Linked DNA regions of Homo sapiens: region 2 is linked to region 1. Evidence: chromatin contacts called from ENCODE Hi-C or POLR2A ChIA-PET data. All regions are on one chromosome and are shown on one strand. The core of a region is the stretch at or near the end of the contact, and the rest is flanking DNA. Distances in the headings are between cores, read along the strand shown.

Region 1 (3,191 bases), core at 443-2,942:
TTTCCAAACCTAACAACCCATTTAGACAGCCTATATCAGGTGCTTTACTCATCCTCACAACAGACCTGCAAAGGAAATACTATTATAGGACGGTCACATTCAAGGATAAGATCCTTGAATATTTCAAAATAATCAAATAACTCAGAACTTTCCTAATTCCGGATCAGTTTTCCCATAGGAATAAATGTCGCATAGGGAGGTATTTTCAGAACCTATAAATCTATATCTAATGTTGTGTTTTAAAACAATTTTAAACACAATGAATGGATACATACTAACTTTTTGTCGTGTCTAACTTTTGTTTCTTCTCTCAAAAGTTCTTGGCTCTAACAATTTTTTCATTTTTACCACTAACACTACCACTTAATGAACCCCTGGGAAGCATGGTCATAATTAACCAATAGTGGTCATTAAAATAACAGCACAGGAGTCATCAAAATCACACTTAGGAACTTCTGAGGGAGAGTGGTTTAGAAGCTAATGACCAAAAATATTTCTATTTCCTACTAACACACTACTCTCATGTGGCAATATTATAAATGTACGAAACAAGTTGGAACACTAGCTTTGAAACTGTGATTTCTGAGTATAATTTAGATGTAAGAGATTCACATGCCTTCAAATTTAACATATAAAGTACATCCTCCTTAATATTGTATATAGTGGTATTTCCAAATGTCATGATTCAGATGCACATAAAATGCAACCACATCCCTATTTTGGGATGAAAGAAGTGATGCTTGGGTGATTAAGAAATTTACCTATGGGCACATACCTGGTTCCAGAATCAGGATTAATTGGTCTGACTTAAAATGCCATGCTGCTTACATAACTGAGACAGGTCAAAAAGTTAAAGAGGACTAAATCCAGAAAGACTTCATTAGTGGCTTCGATTAGATAGGAATATGATTTTATGAGCATCTGAGGGAGGGAAACACTTTGCTGTAGAGTTTCTCAAACTGTGACCTGTGGGTCATTTGCATCAAGACATCTGGAATGTTTGTTAAAAATCTCCATTTCTGGTTTCTTCCCCAAAGCTATAAAATTAGAGCCAGTAATCTCAGCACTCTTGGGATTACTTTGGGAGGCCAAGGTGGGTGGATCGCAACATGGCGAAACCCCATCTCTACAAAAAGTACAAAATATTTAGCTGGGCATGGTGGAGCATGCCTGTAGTCCCAGCTACTCAGGAGGCTGAGGTGGGAGAATTCACTTGAAACTGGAAGGTTGAGGCTGCAGTGAGCCAAGATCACACCACTGCACTCCAGACAAAGTGAGGTCCTGTTTCCAAAAAAAGTAGAGCCTCTGGTGGTGAAGTTTGGAAATCTGCATTTTTAACAATCTCCATGTTTTACTGTAATTAAAGTTTCAATATAGTATTAGGAGGCTTATATGCCCCTTTAGATACCACCCAATGCCCCCTCACCAGAGTCCAGGGACTCTTACAGTAACTGTCCCCATTGAACAACTAAAGGCTTTTGGGACGTGTTCAGTAGATGAGAAGTTCAATACATGCTGTGTTTCTCCAGACAGGTATCACACTGTGATTCTGGTCAACTATGGCACACTTACTCTTTACTCATGCATTTCTTAATTGTGCCTCTGACCTTTCACCAGCTATTTTTTCCAGCACTGTGGACTATTAACTGGATGCTTGCACCTGAGATAGCAGTGTTCTGGTAACCTCTCACTTGAGGAAGTTGTTATCTCAGTTGGCTTCCTGTTTGGCCTCATGCCATCCATGCAGAGCCATGAGAGGCAAAGCAGCCCAGAAGCAGCCTCTCATCCCTCTCCTGTGACTTCCTAGGAGAAGAATATTCCAGTGGTTATGATTTCCCCTCCCCACATCCCTCCAACGCATGCACATACATTGCCTAACCTCTTGCTTTCATATCAGTTTGCATTTTCTTTCTTTGATGTCCCATCTTAAACTCAACATGGTCTGAAAGGAGTTTTATAAAAATGTTCTTAGCCAGCCCTGCCAACACTCTACCACAACTTAATCAATACACAAATAAGTGAATAATTAAATCAATTTCTTTCCTTCTCATTGTCTAGTGTCATTATCCACCCTGTTGCTCAGGCCAATAGCCTTAGTCTTCTTTTCTTCCTTGCTATTAATATATCACAGCATACGCCGGGCACGGTGGCTCACACCTGTAATCCCAGCACTTTGGGAAGCCAAGATGGGCAGAACATGAGGTCAAGAGTTCGAGACCAGCGTGACCAACATGGTGAAACCCCATCTCTACTAAACACACAAAAATTAGCCAGGTGTGGTGGCACGCACCTGTAGCCCCAGCTACTCAGGAGGCTGAGGCAGGAAAATTGCTTGAACTCGGGAGGTGGAGGTTGCAGTGAGCCGAGATCACGCCACTGTACTCCAGTCTGGGCGACAGAGCAAGACTCCATCTCAAAAAAAAAAAAAAAAAAAAAAAATATATATATATATATATATATATATCTGTGTGTGTGTGTGTGTGTGTGTGTGTGTGTAAGTGTATATAATGTATACACATATATGATATATATGTGTATACATTATAGTGTATATTGTTATATATCATATATGATATATGCGATATATCATATATGATATATGTGATATATCATGTATGTCATATATCATATATCATATATGCGATATATATCATATATCATATATGCGGTATATATCATATATCATATATGTGATATATATCAAATTTATATATGTTATATGTTATATATCATATATAAGTTATATATGTTATATATCACATATAAGCTATATGTTATATATATCATATATGTTATATATATCATATAAGTTATATGTTATATATATCATATAAGTTATATGTTATATATATCATATATATCACATATATGTTATATATATCATATATATCATTATCACATATATGTTATATATATCATATATATCATATATATGTTATATATCATATATAGCATATATATGTTATATATCATATATAGCATGTGTTATATACCATATATGGCATATGTTATATACCATATATGGCATATGTTATATATCGTATATGGCATATGTTATATCATATATATCATATATAACATGTTATATATATCTCTATATATATTATCTCTCTCTCTATGTGTATATATATATTATCTATATATATCACAGCATCCATCACAGCATCTCAGGGAGTCTAAGCAGCTATACT
Region 2 (3,095 bases), core at 371-2,870, 48 kb before region 1:
GGAGACAGGGCCTTGTTCTGGTACACAGGCTGGAGTGCAGTGGTATGATCACAACTTACTGCAGCTTTGAACTCCTGGGCTCAATCTTCCCACCCCAGCCTCCTGAGTAGCTGAGACTACAAGCCTGCATAACCAGCCCAGCTAATTTTAAAATTTTTTGTAGAGATGAGGTCTTGCAATGTTGTCCAGGCTGGTCTCGAATTCCTGGCCTCAAGTGATCCTCCTACCTCAACTCCCAAAGTGCTGGGATTACAGACATGAGCTACCACACCCAGTTCACATCATCCCTTTTAAACACTGTAAACACATCTGCCAAATGTCTTCATTCTCTGCACAAACATTCTCTAACCTTTATTTCATGTTGTTCCTTCATTCTGTAATGTTTTATTTCCCGATCTCCACTTTTCTCTATCCTGCCACAATACATGTCCCCCCAGAGGCCTTGTGTTCTTACAGCCTGAAATGATCCCACTATCAGCTGACTTAGCATAATTTTTAAAAATCATTTTCTCATGACTGATCACATTCTTCCATGTGTCATAGTGACTCCTGAGGGTAAGAAGTGTTTTAATACTTCTATCCCTCCCAAACCATGCTTAAATTGGTGCCTGGCAACTTGTAGGGCTCAGTGATGGAGTATCGAAGGAAGGACCATATCCTGGGGATCAGAAACAGACATCAATTATGCAGTCAAATATGTTCTCTCGTCACTTCAAGCATTTATGTTCATATATTTCTACTCCACTAATAGAGGTCTTCCCTGAGCACCACACCTAATGAAGCCTTGTCATTCCTGGGCCATTTGCTTTGTTTTATTTTTGTACACAACACTATAACATTGTAATGTATCCTCAGAGTTATTTGTTAATTTCTGTCTCCTGCTAGAATGTAGGCTTCATGAGCACAAGTTCACCTTTTTAATGCCGGTAAGCCTTATAAGTATTTGTTGAACGAATGAATGGATACATGAAATAATCACAGGATCTACTGCGTTAAAGCGTTATGGATATTATTATTCTACTTTTCTAAACGTATGTAAACAGGCTTCTGGTAATTGTCATTTTGGATGTTTAGATGTTACATTTTTAGAGAAGCTTTAAGTAATAGACATTTAATCAGTGCCTGCCTAAGTAACTATGAGGTGAGTTGTTTCTATAAATGTTAGTCAGGTCTTAGAAATACTCTAGTTTAATTTGGTGAATTTAACTTTTTCTTTCATATCTTAATTTTCTTCTTTGGACACCCAGAGAGATTATATTGGGAAATAATGACTTCCTTTTAGCCTAGGACTTTGCTCTCCAAACAGACTTGGGACTTAAATGAAGGGTTAAGCAAGATGAGAAGGTGCATGCCTTTTCTTCCCTTTTTCCCTGTCCTCTCAGGCTCCCTTGACACCTGTGACAACCCCGCCTCCGCAAGCCTCATCTTCCCAAAGCCTGTCACCTTACCTCTTCCCATTTGCCCAAGTGCAGTGTCAGTGTTAAGTAAGCCATAGTTCACAGCTTTTATTAATACACAGTGTAACATTTGTAAGGAAATGCAACATGCTTTCGCTATGCTTTCACAGTAGGATGAGGCTGTCCTTGAGGTTTGAGGTTTATTTGCCTAACACCTGGCATGCAGGAACTTCAGTAAATATTTGTTGGAGAAATGAATGATCCATTCACAGACTCATTAGGCCCTGATTGTGTCTGTGGGTTACAATAGAACACTCTTCTTATCAGTCCTTATCTGACTTGATTTGCTCTGTGACACTTAACTTCCTCTCTTTTCTCTACCCCTGACCCATGACACTCCTTAATTTTCTTCTTTCCTCTTGAATGTGTCTTCTTAATCTTCTTTGCTTCTCTTCCACCTTCTCTGTAAGTGATGATGCTCCCCGCCCTTCCCATTAGGTTCTGTATTGACCTTCGATATTCCCCTTGGATGATCTCATTCGTGTCCATGACTTCAACCACCACCACCCAGACATGGATGACTTCCAAATAGATATCTTTAGCCCTGATATTTCTATGTCCCACACCCTGTAGATTTCTTTCCATCTCTGGGAGTAAGTCCTATATTGCTATTAACTATCTCTACTAGTAAACACTAAAATGCCACTTCTTTTTTTTTTTAAAGACAGTCTTGCTGTACTGCCTAGGCTGGAGTGCAGTGGTTTGATCTCAGCTCACTGCAACCTCCACATCCTGGGTTCAAGTGATCTTCCTGCCTCAGCCTCCCAAGTAGCTGGGATTACAGCCACACACGACCACACTCAGCTAATTTTTTTTTGTATTTTTTGAATTTTTGTATTTTTGGGGGTTTCACCATGTTGGCCAGGCTGGTCTTGAACTCCTGACCTCAAGTGATCTGTCTACCTCGGCCTCCCAAAGTGCTGGGTTTACAGGCATGAGCCAACGCACCTAGCCTCTAAAAGGCCACTTCTTCTTGACTCCCCATCAAACTAACACTGACCACCCACAAATCATCCCTTACCCTCTCTTTTGCCTCTCTCCCCATATTAAATCAGCTGCCAAGACCTCTCTGTTCTATCTCTTCTGTTGAATTTATTTCAATAAATATATGGAATAATTACTGTATTTTGGGTTACCATCTTTCAGAGCCATCCATCTCTCTGCTTCTACCACCTTAAGCATCTTCTCTTGAGGAAAACTGCAGTTACCTGGCCACTGTCTCTATCAGGTTACTCATACCCCTCCCATCTGCCCTTCACATTGCCACTGCCAAGCGGGCTTTCTACAAATTTAATCTCAGCACGCTCCTCCTCCCTTACTTAAAACCCTTCATGGCTTCCTGTATTTTCAGGATAAAGTTCAAACTAGCCCCATTCGAGCATAAAAGTCATTCAAGATACAAGCTTATCTTAATTCTCCACCCTCATTTCTGACTCCTGTAGCCCAGGAGTCCAGGTCCTTCAACCTGCACCCCACCCCACTGAGTGGTTGTGTCCAGCTTTCCTCCTGCAGAAGCACCTCTTCCCCCATTCTTTTCTGGCCATTCTGGCATGCCTTAAAAACTGGCCATTTCAGCAAGAGAATTTCTGTCCTTCTCTTTATTTTTTTCCCCTATCCTCTTCATACCATTCTGAATAT

The links. Hi-C counts contacts between places; a loop is a spot of excess contacts on that map. ChIA-PET counts read pairs that join two places held with the same protein, here RNA polymerase II (POLR2A). Pooled maps may share reads with other maps.
Region 2: a loop to region 1 is called in a map of mammary epithelial cell, with 2.0 times the contacts of the local background. The contact joins two enhancer-like sites. A Hi-C loop is called at or near these places in 1 of 168 maps with a recorded cell type or tissue (mammary epithelial cell) and 6 of 50 pooled maps. POLR2A ChIA-PET finds 5 or more read pairs at or near these places in 10 of 52 experiments (A673, BJ, MCF 10A and 5 more).

Annotation. Positions count from the first base shown.
Region 1 is chr4:110,083,837-110,087,027 of GRCh38, reverse strand. The region is part of intron 2 of ELOVL6 (ELOVL fatty acid elongase 6); the gene reads left to right. Among named protein-coding and RNA genes, the nearest start is that of ELOVL6, 110 kb to the left of the region's middle. Within about 2 kb of position 1,692, at least 4 of the 41 ENCODE cell types and tissues checked have a DNase peak (open chromatin) inside an H3K27ac peak, as active enhancers do.
Region 2 is chr4:110,131,861-110,134,955 of GRCh38, reverse strand. All of the region lies in intron 1 of ELOVL6 (ELOVL fatty acid elongase 6), which reads left to right. Among named protein-coding and RNA genes, the nearest start is that of ELOVL6, 65 kb to the left of the region's middle. Within about 2 kb of position 1,620, at least 3 of the 41 ENCODE cell types and tissues checked have a DNase peak (open chromatin) inside an H3K27ac peak, as active enhancers do.